Regions from separate parts of the Homo sapiens genome. Here region 2 is linked to region 1. The links are chromatin loops, found by intact Hi-C in ENCODE. Cell type or tissue: CD14-positive monocyte. All regions are shown on one strand.

Region 1 (4,000 bases):
GATGCTGGCTGGGGGCGAGGGGAAGCCATGTTTGGGAAGTCCCCTCATGGAACACTGCATTTCACAAGCAGAGTACTTGCTGACTAACGCAAAATGCTTCCTTAAATGAGTTCCAATGGATAATGCAGTCTTTAAGAAACAGAACAGTACAATACATCAGTTTCACCATCTTCCTCTAAAACGAAGTGCCTTTGAATCCTAGACATTTAAAATTTGCTTTAAACCTGCTTCCATCTCAAATATTCAGGAAATGCATATAATTTCATTTACTTTTTATTTACACAAGTCGCCTTTGTGAAACCCTTCATGTCCCCAGCGGATATTTAGGAGGAGACTATTCATTTGGATCCCTCCTTCTGTCTTTAGAAATATTATCACCCTGGAACGTTAAGTACTGATCATAAGCAAAATTAAAGTTCCTGGCGAATCTCAATATATGTCTTTTTCCCACCAAACATGACAAACTTCTAAAGACAACTCAACCCTTCACATACACACACACACACACACACACCCTCAGCTGTGCCAGTGTCCCTGATGTTGCATCTAGTTAACCTACAAGACCCATTCCCACGGGTCATGACCCAGTATTTCTGATGACCACATTCAGTGCTGTGAGGTGCCCAAACCATTACCGCATCCACCTCTCTGTGAACCATGCCCAGTGAGCTCATGCAGGAACCTGGGTTGGAGCGCTCCTTGCTGTGAAGCTAAAGGATCCATCACGAATCTGGGAACCCTCCCTCGCGGTTCTCCCCGGCCACACAGCGTGGGAGCCGCTGGGTTAGGGTAGGAAAAGGGGCGCCTGCTTGGAGGAGGGTGGTCGGGTCATGCTGTGCGCAGCCAGGGAAGCCGAGTTTGGGAAGAAGGCAGCCGGGGAGCCGGAGGGGATAAAAATACCCACAGGGGCTGAAAGAGTTGGGGAAGAGGGGGCGGCGAGGACGACCCCGGTTCAGGCGGGAAAGGAAAGATGGAAAGGGGGCGCAGGAAATGGGCGCCAAAGAAAGAAGTGAGAAATTGCGGAGGAGGAAGTCGTCCCTGGAAGAGGAGGGGCAAAGGGGAAGCGAGAATGGAGTGTTTGCACTTTCGAGAGGGAAGGGCCAGAGCCTCTCCCGACCAGGGCCGGCGGGGCGGACGCCTGGGGAAGGGGCGTCCGGGCGGGCTGAGGGGGCGGCGCGGTGCCCAAGGTCCCCGGGGTCCCTACCTGAACCGCTCCTGTCCCGCCGTGTCCCAGAGCTGTAGCTTGATCCTCTTGCCCGGCTCGATCTCCAGCAGGCGGGAGAAGAAGTCCACGCCGACGGTGGGGTCGCAGGCGGGGGAGCGCAGCCCGGGGAAGCGGCCCTGGGTGAAGCGGTGCAGGAGGCAGGACTTGCCCACGGTGGAGTCCCCGATCACGATGAGGCGGAACTGGTAGATCCAGATGGTCTCCATCGCTCACGTGCCCCGCTGGCTCCCGGGCCGCCCCACCCGCGGGCTAAGTTCGGCGGCGGGAACTGTCCTTTCAGCACCTCGCGGGCGCCCGCCCGCCGCCTTCCAGCATATTCCTGCGGCTGCGGCCGCCGCCTGGTGCCCGCCCTCTCGGGAGAGAGAGGCGGGGCCAGGCCCGGCTAGGGGCGGGGCCTCTGGACGGGGGCGGGGCGGGGGCGGTGGCGCGTGGGAGGGGGAAGCAGGTTTGCTGCCGCGAACTCCCGCCCCTGACCGGCTGCAAATCACTCTCCCTCAACGCTCACTGGGCGCCGGCAGGAAAGTGGGCGTGGCGGGAAGACGTGACAGCAGCAACAACCAAGGAAAATGAAGCAAGGTCTCAACTCCGGGAGGGTCAGCCAATGAAAAGTGAGAGTCGTTTTCTTACAGGCGTCAGGGCGGGTTGGTCAGATTAGGGCTCTGATTTTGGAAGTCCCTGAGGCCATAACTTGGGTCATTGCTTTGATTCCTCTTTTTTTTTTGTCCCCCAGGCTGGATTGATGTGGTGAGATCTCGGCTCATTGCAGCCTCAAGCGATCTGCCCACCTCAGCCTCCCAAGCAGCGGGGACCACGGGTGTGAGCCATCACACCTGGCTAATTTTCTTCTGGGTTAAAAAAAAATTTTTTTTTTAGAGATGTGGTCTCGCTATGTTGCTTAGGCTGGTCTCAAACTCCTAGGTTCAAGCGATCCATCCACCTCAGCCTCCTGAGTAGCTGGGACTACAGGCGGGGGCCACCACATCCCGCTAATTTTCTAACTTTTTGTAGAGATGGGGTCTTGCTGTGTTGCCCAGGCTGGTCTCGAACTCCTGACCTCAAGTGATCCTCCAGGCTCAGCCTCCCAGTGCTGGGATTACAGGTGTGAGCCACCACACCCTGCTTTCTTGTCTTGATGAGAGCCACCTCCAAGGCATTTTAAGGTGAAGGAGTTTTGGGCAGGATTGAAATAAATTTGCACAGCCAGTTCTGGGTGCTTCTAGCAAGGGCTCTGGCTGTTGCTGCGTGCTGCCACTGTCTGTTCTTCACTGCTATGAGTACCACAGAAGAGTGAGAAACGCCAAGTATCATCCCCATACCCTCTGGGGCCCTCCAACCCTGGGGACAGTGGCAAAAAAAAAAAAAAAAAAAAAAGCCGGGGAAATGTTGAGAAGCTCATGAAATTTTCAGCTCTCCTTGGTCTCCATTGTTTAAGTCAGAAAAAAGCGAACAGGTGGTCTCTTAGCTCATGTCTGATTAATGATGTAAGTAAACAAAGCAGAACTTAAATTCTGGTGAGATCTTACTACTTTCTTGTGCCTTTCCTCAAATTGAGTAATAGTGACGTCAAGGTTTATCTTTAAAAAGTGAAACAGTTTAAAAGTGTGTGTTAGGCCGGGCGCGGTGGCTCACGCCTGTAATCCCAGCACTTTGGGAGGCTGAGGCGGGTGGATCACCTGAGTCAGGAGTTCGAGACCAGCCTCAACATGGAGAAACCCCGTCTCTACTAAAAATACAAAATTAGCCGGGCGTAGTGGTGCATGCCTGTAATCTCAGCCACTCGGGAGGCTGAGGCAGGAGAATTGCTTGAACCCGGGAGGCAGAGGTTGTGATGAGCTGAGATCGTGCCATTGCACTCCAGCCTGGGCAACAAGAGCGAAACTCCATCTCAAAGAAAATAAATAAATAAATAAAAGTGTGTGTTTAGGCCGGTCGCAGTGGCTCACGCCTGTAATCCCAGCACTTTGGGAGGACGAGGCGGGCAGATCGCCTGAGGTCAGGAGTTCGAGACCAGCCTGGCCAACATGGCGAAACTTCGTCTTTATTAAAACTACAAAAATGGCCGGGTGCAGTAGTTCATGCCTGTAATCCCAGCACTTTGGGAGGCCGAGGTGTGTGGATCACAAGGTCAGGAGTTCAAGACCAGCCTGGCCAAGATGATGAAACCTCCTCTCTACTAAAAATACAAAAATTAGCCACGCACGGTGGCAGGCGCCTGTAATCCCAGCTACTCGGGAGGCTGAGGCAGGAGAATCGCTTGAACCTGGGGGGCAGAAGTTGCAGTGAGCTGAGATGGTGCCACTGCACTCCAGCCTGGACGACAAAGCAAGACTCCTCGTCTCAAAAAAAAAAAAAAAAAAAAAAAGCTACAAAAATTAGCCAAGCATGGTGGCACATGCCTGTAACCCCAGGTACTTGGGAGGCTGAGGCAGGATAATCGCTTGAACCCGGGAAGTGGAGGCTGCAGTGAGCCGAGATTGTGCCATTGCACTCCAGCCTGGGCAACGAGAGCAAAACTCCGTCTCAAAAAAAAAAGTGTGTGTTTACCAAAACAAAATTTTCAACAATTCCACTTTTTTCTTGTGCACATCCCAAATTCTTATATCGATATTCATCCCTATTTCCTTTGCTGTTTTGGAGGAATTGGTGTTGGCTGTGTTTAATCCCCTTTCACTTATCTTTTTGGGGCTTTTCCCAACAGTTGACTTTTATTTCATACCTTTTATACCTTGAATCTCCCCTTCTCCAGTGGCTTCTGCTCCTCAGCCTATAAACATG
Region 2 (4,000 bases), 87 kb after region 1:
ATGCAGATCTCCTGTTGATCATGTGTAAAGGGCTTCTTTCATTCACAGACATGCACATATACATATATCTAGAAGCAGAATTGCTGGTTTATAGGGCAGGTGATTGTTAGACTTCATAAAATAATGCCAAACTGTTTTCCAAAGCAGTCGTACCAATTTCCACTCCTAAATTAGCCAGGTATGGCGGTACACACCTGTAGTCCCAGCTACTGGGCAGGCTGAGGTGGGAGGATCGCTTGAGCCCAAGAGGTGGAGGTTGCAGTGAGCTGAGATTGCGCCACTGCATTCCAGCCTGGGTGACAGAGTGAGGCGGTATTAAAAAATTTTATTTTTAATTAGAGGGGTATGGTGGCACATTTCCTGTAATCCCAGCTACTTGGGAGGCTGAGGCATGAGAACTGCTTGAACCCAGGAGGCGGAGGTTGCAGTGAGTTGACATCATGCTACTGCACTTCAGCCTGGCAACAGAGTGAGACTCTGGCTCAAAAAATAAAAAAATTAAAAATTTTTTTTCCACTTCCACCAGCTGTATATGAGAAATCCTGTAAAACAACTTCCAGTCAAGCTTTAATTTTTTTTTTTTTTTTTTTTTTTTTTTTGTGAGACGGAGTCTCACTCTGTCGCCCAGGCTGGAGTGTAGTGGCGCAATCTTGCCTCACTGCCTCCCAGTTTCAAGTGATTCTTGTGCCTCAGCCTCCTGAGTAGCTGGGGTTATAGGCACACCACCACGCCCAGCTAATTTTTGTATTTTTATTTTTATTTTTTATTTTTCTTTATTTTTCTTTTTTTTTGAGACGAAGTCTTGTTCTTTCACCTAGGCTGGAGTGCAGTGGCACGATCTCAGCTCACTGCAACCTCCACCTCCTGGGTTCACGCAATTCTCCTGCCTCAGCCTCCCGAGTAGCTGGGATTACAGGTGCACACCACCACGCCCGGCTAATCTTTTGTGTATTTTTAGTAGAAACGGGGTTTCACTATGTTGGCCAGACTGGTTTCGAACTCCTGACCTCATGATCCGCTCGCCTCGGCCTTAATTTTTGTATTTTTAGTAGAGACAGGGTTTTGCCATGTTGGCTAGGCTGGTTTTGAACTTCTGGCCTCAACTGATCCACCTGCCTCATCCTTCCAAAATGCTGGGATTACAAGTGTGAGCCACTGCGCCCGGCCAGGCTTTAAAATTTTTGATGGTCAAATGAATGTAAAATAACATCTTAATTTACATATGCCTGATCCCTAATGAAGTTGGGTCTCTGTCTATGTTTATTGGCTTTAGTGTACTTTTTTTTTTTTTTTTTTTTGAGTTGGAGTCTCTTTCGTCTAGGCTGGAGTGCAGTGGCACAGTCTCCGCTCACTGTGGCCTCCGCCTCCTGGATTCAAGCAATTATCCTGCCTCAGCCTCCTGAGGAGTTGGGATTACAGGTCTGCACCACCACACTTGGCTAATTTTTGTATTTTTAGTAGAGACAGGGTTTCACCATGTTGGTCAGGCTGGTCTTGAACCCCTGACCTCAGGTGATCCACCTGCCTTGGCCTCCCAAAGTGCTGGGATTACAGGCATGAGCTGCCACACCCGGCCGGCCTTAGTGTACTTCTGTGAAGTGCTGCTGTTCTGTGAAATACCCACCTTTTCCATATTATTTTCCTGTTAAACAGATTGCTCTATACACATTGCAACTTAACGGATTTAAAGATCCCACCTGAGACTGACAAAATTTTGGGCTTGCATCAGGTTCCCCGATAATCCTCGTTCTTGTGTGGTAGTGGAAGTTGAAAAGTTTTTGAGCCTATTCAGAGTTGTCTGGATTAAATTAGGAGAAGTTGAAGCTAGTTTAAGGGAGGCGTATGACAGTTTTTCTGGTTTGGGGCCTGTAGGGTGTTGAAAGACTAGAAGGGATGACATGACTCATAGGAAATCTCCTCGCCGCCTCCGCTTCCCTCACTGGGCCAGGTCTCCACGAGCTTTCTAGATTAGTCACAGACTCCTGTTTTCTTCAGGTGCCTGATTGGTGTGTGACGAGTGTAGTAGGTCAGTTGTTAGAGGTACTGGTGGTGTCCAGCTCACCACTGGCATAGGAAAGAAAAAAAAGAGGATTTATTACTTTACAGAATCATGGAGGGTTACGCTGCCAAACCACAGAGAGACCAGAGAAGCAGCAGGAGCCAGGAGTCCAAACCACAGCAGGATTCTGTGTAAGCCTTTGTGCATTGCGTTTGCTGTTGGCTTCATTCTTCCAGCTGCATGCCAGTTGATTATCTTCATCTGAGGATTGCATTGGACAATTTAGATCACACAAAACACAAAATGAACAAACCCCTCAAGTGTTGAAAGCGATTTTTGTTTTGATAATCCGCAATGAGGGAAATCTAGTTTTTACAATAGTTAAAGAGAATCGTCCTTCAGAACCTTCTGTTCTGCCTCAATGGGCAGGCAGTGTTAAGAATTGAACATTTTATGTGGCTTCTTGGCTGCCTGTTGAGAACAGGGTTTGTTTGTGCTCAGTCCCTGTGCCAGACTGGGATGGGCAGAGGGAGGGTTGTATGCCTGTCTCAGGGATGTACTCTCTTGCAATCCAGACTTGTGAAATGGCAGCACGTTTATTACCAACCCTAATCCTATGCTTCCTGATCCTACCTGCCTCCCACCCCAGCACCCACCTTTTCAGCCCTCCTGGAGCTCCTCTGTGTCTTTTGGAGTGTGTCCATGTTTGTGCACCTCTTAGAATTTTTCTCACAGAAGAGTTGTGGGGAGGGAGGATCCTGGAGGCAGAGGCCACATACTCCATATATTGCCCACAGTTGAATGCTGCCCTCTTTATTTTGCCCCCTTCCCCCTAATCTAGGCAATAGACTTAAGTTCCTCTGACCCATATCCAAAGAGAATAGCTGATATGAAAATGTGTTTCAGGTTGGGCACGGTGGCTTACACCTGTAATCCCAGCACTTTAGGAGGCCAAGGCAGGGGGATCACCTGAGGTGGGGAGTTTGAGACCAGCCTGACTAACATGCAGAAACCCCATATCTACTAAAAATACAAAATTAGCCAGGCGTGGTGGCGCATGCCTGTAATCCCAGCTACTTAGGAGGCTGAGGCAAGAGAATCGCTTGAACCCAGGAGGCAGAGGTTGCGATGAGCCGAGATCGCACCATTGCAATCCATCCTGGGCTACAAGAGCGAAACTCCGTCTCAAAAAGAAAATGTGTTTCACGCTTTCTCCTTTCAGCCAATGAAAGCCAGATGACAAAGAGAAGGATATCATACATGGATTTTATATTTTCCCTTATTTTTATCAGAACACCCCTTATTAAAATAATTGTAGAACATATAACCATATGGGTTTGGCTAATCAGTACCCTTTGTTAGAGAGGCAGGGTAATATGTTTTCTTTTTCTTTTTTTGAAACGGTGTCTTGCCCCATTGTTCAGGCTGGAGTGCAGTGGTGTGATCTCTGCTCACTGTAACCTCTGCCTCCTGGGTTCAAGTGATCCTCCCACCTCAGCCTCTTGAGTAGCTGGGATTACAAGCATGTGCCATGACGCCCAGCTAATTTTCATGTTTTTAGTAGAGACGGGGTTTCACCATGTTGGCCAGGCTGGTCTTGAACTCCTGACCTCAAGTGATCCCCACATCTTGGCCTCCCAAAGTGCTGGGAATACAGGAGTGAGTCACTGCGTCCAGCCAGAGCCAGGGTAATTTGTACCAATTGATCTCCCTGTATGGTATCATAATTGTCAGTATTACATATGGTATATTTTATTGTTGTCAGGGAAGTAGTGTATGGAACGGGAAAAATGTAGACTTACTAATTTTCTGATCTTGGAAAAGTTACTTCTGAACAGCTGAAACTGTTACAACTATTTTTCAACAGTATAATGGTACTAATAATCTCTATCTCACAAGAGTTTTTGTGATATTTAAGAGAAACTTATCGGCCAGGTGTGGTGGCTCATGCCTGTAATCCCAGCACTTTGGGAGGCCGAGATGGGCAGATCACCTGAGGTC

What was found. A loop is a pair of places that touch in the nucleus more often than their neighbours do. Peaks named below come from ENCODE experiments on the same cell type or tissue, not always from the same donor. Only the 100,000 strongest peaks of a DNase experiment are listed, where the experiment ranks them.
Region 2: it touches region 1 in a loop (2.2-fold over the local background); 5 of 110 quality-filtered maps call a loop at or near these places.

The regions. Positions count from the first base shown.
Region 1 is chr11:107,926,000-107,929,999 of GRCh38, reverse strand. It overlaps RAB39A (RAB39A, member RAS oncogene family), which reads right to left and starts at 1,552. Exons shown (of 2, transcript NM_017516.3): 1 at 1,205-1,552. The coding sequence starts at 1,431. RefSeq lists silencers at 1,077-1,296, 1,327-1,816. In CD14-positive monocyte, no CTCF peak of the experiment used is centred here; DNase peaks (open chromatin) are centred at 29, 629, 1,069 and 1,769; H3K4me3 peaks cover 2,202 bases; H3K27ac peaks cover 1,919 bases.
Region 2 is chr11:107,838,857-107,842,856 of GRCh38, reverse strand. All of the region lies in intron 1 of SLC35F2 (solute carrier family 35 member F2), which reads left to right. Among named protein-coding and RNA genes, the nearest start is that of SLC35F2, 18 kb to the left of the region's middle. RefSeq lists a silencer at 871-930 and enhancers at 2,132-2,181, 1,477-2,676. In CD14-positive monocyte, no CTCF peak of the experiment used is centred here; DNase peaks (open chromatin) are centred at 676 and 1,946; H3K4me3 peaks cover 1,519 bases; H3K27ac peaks cover 2,154 bases.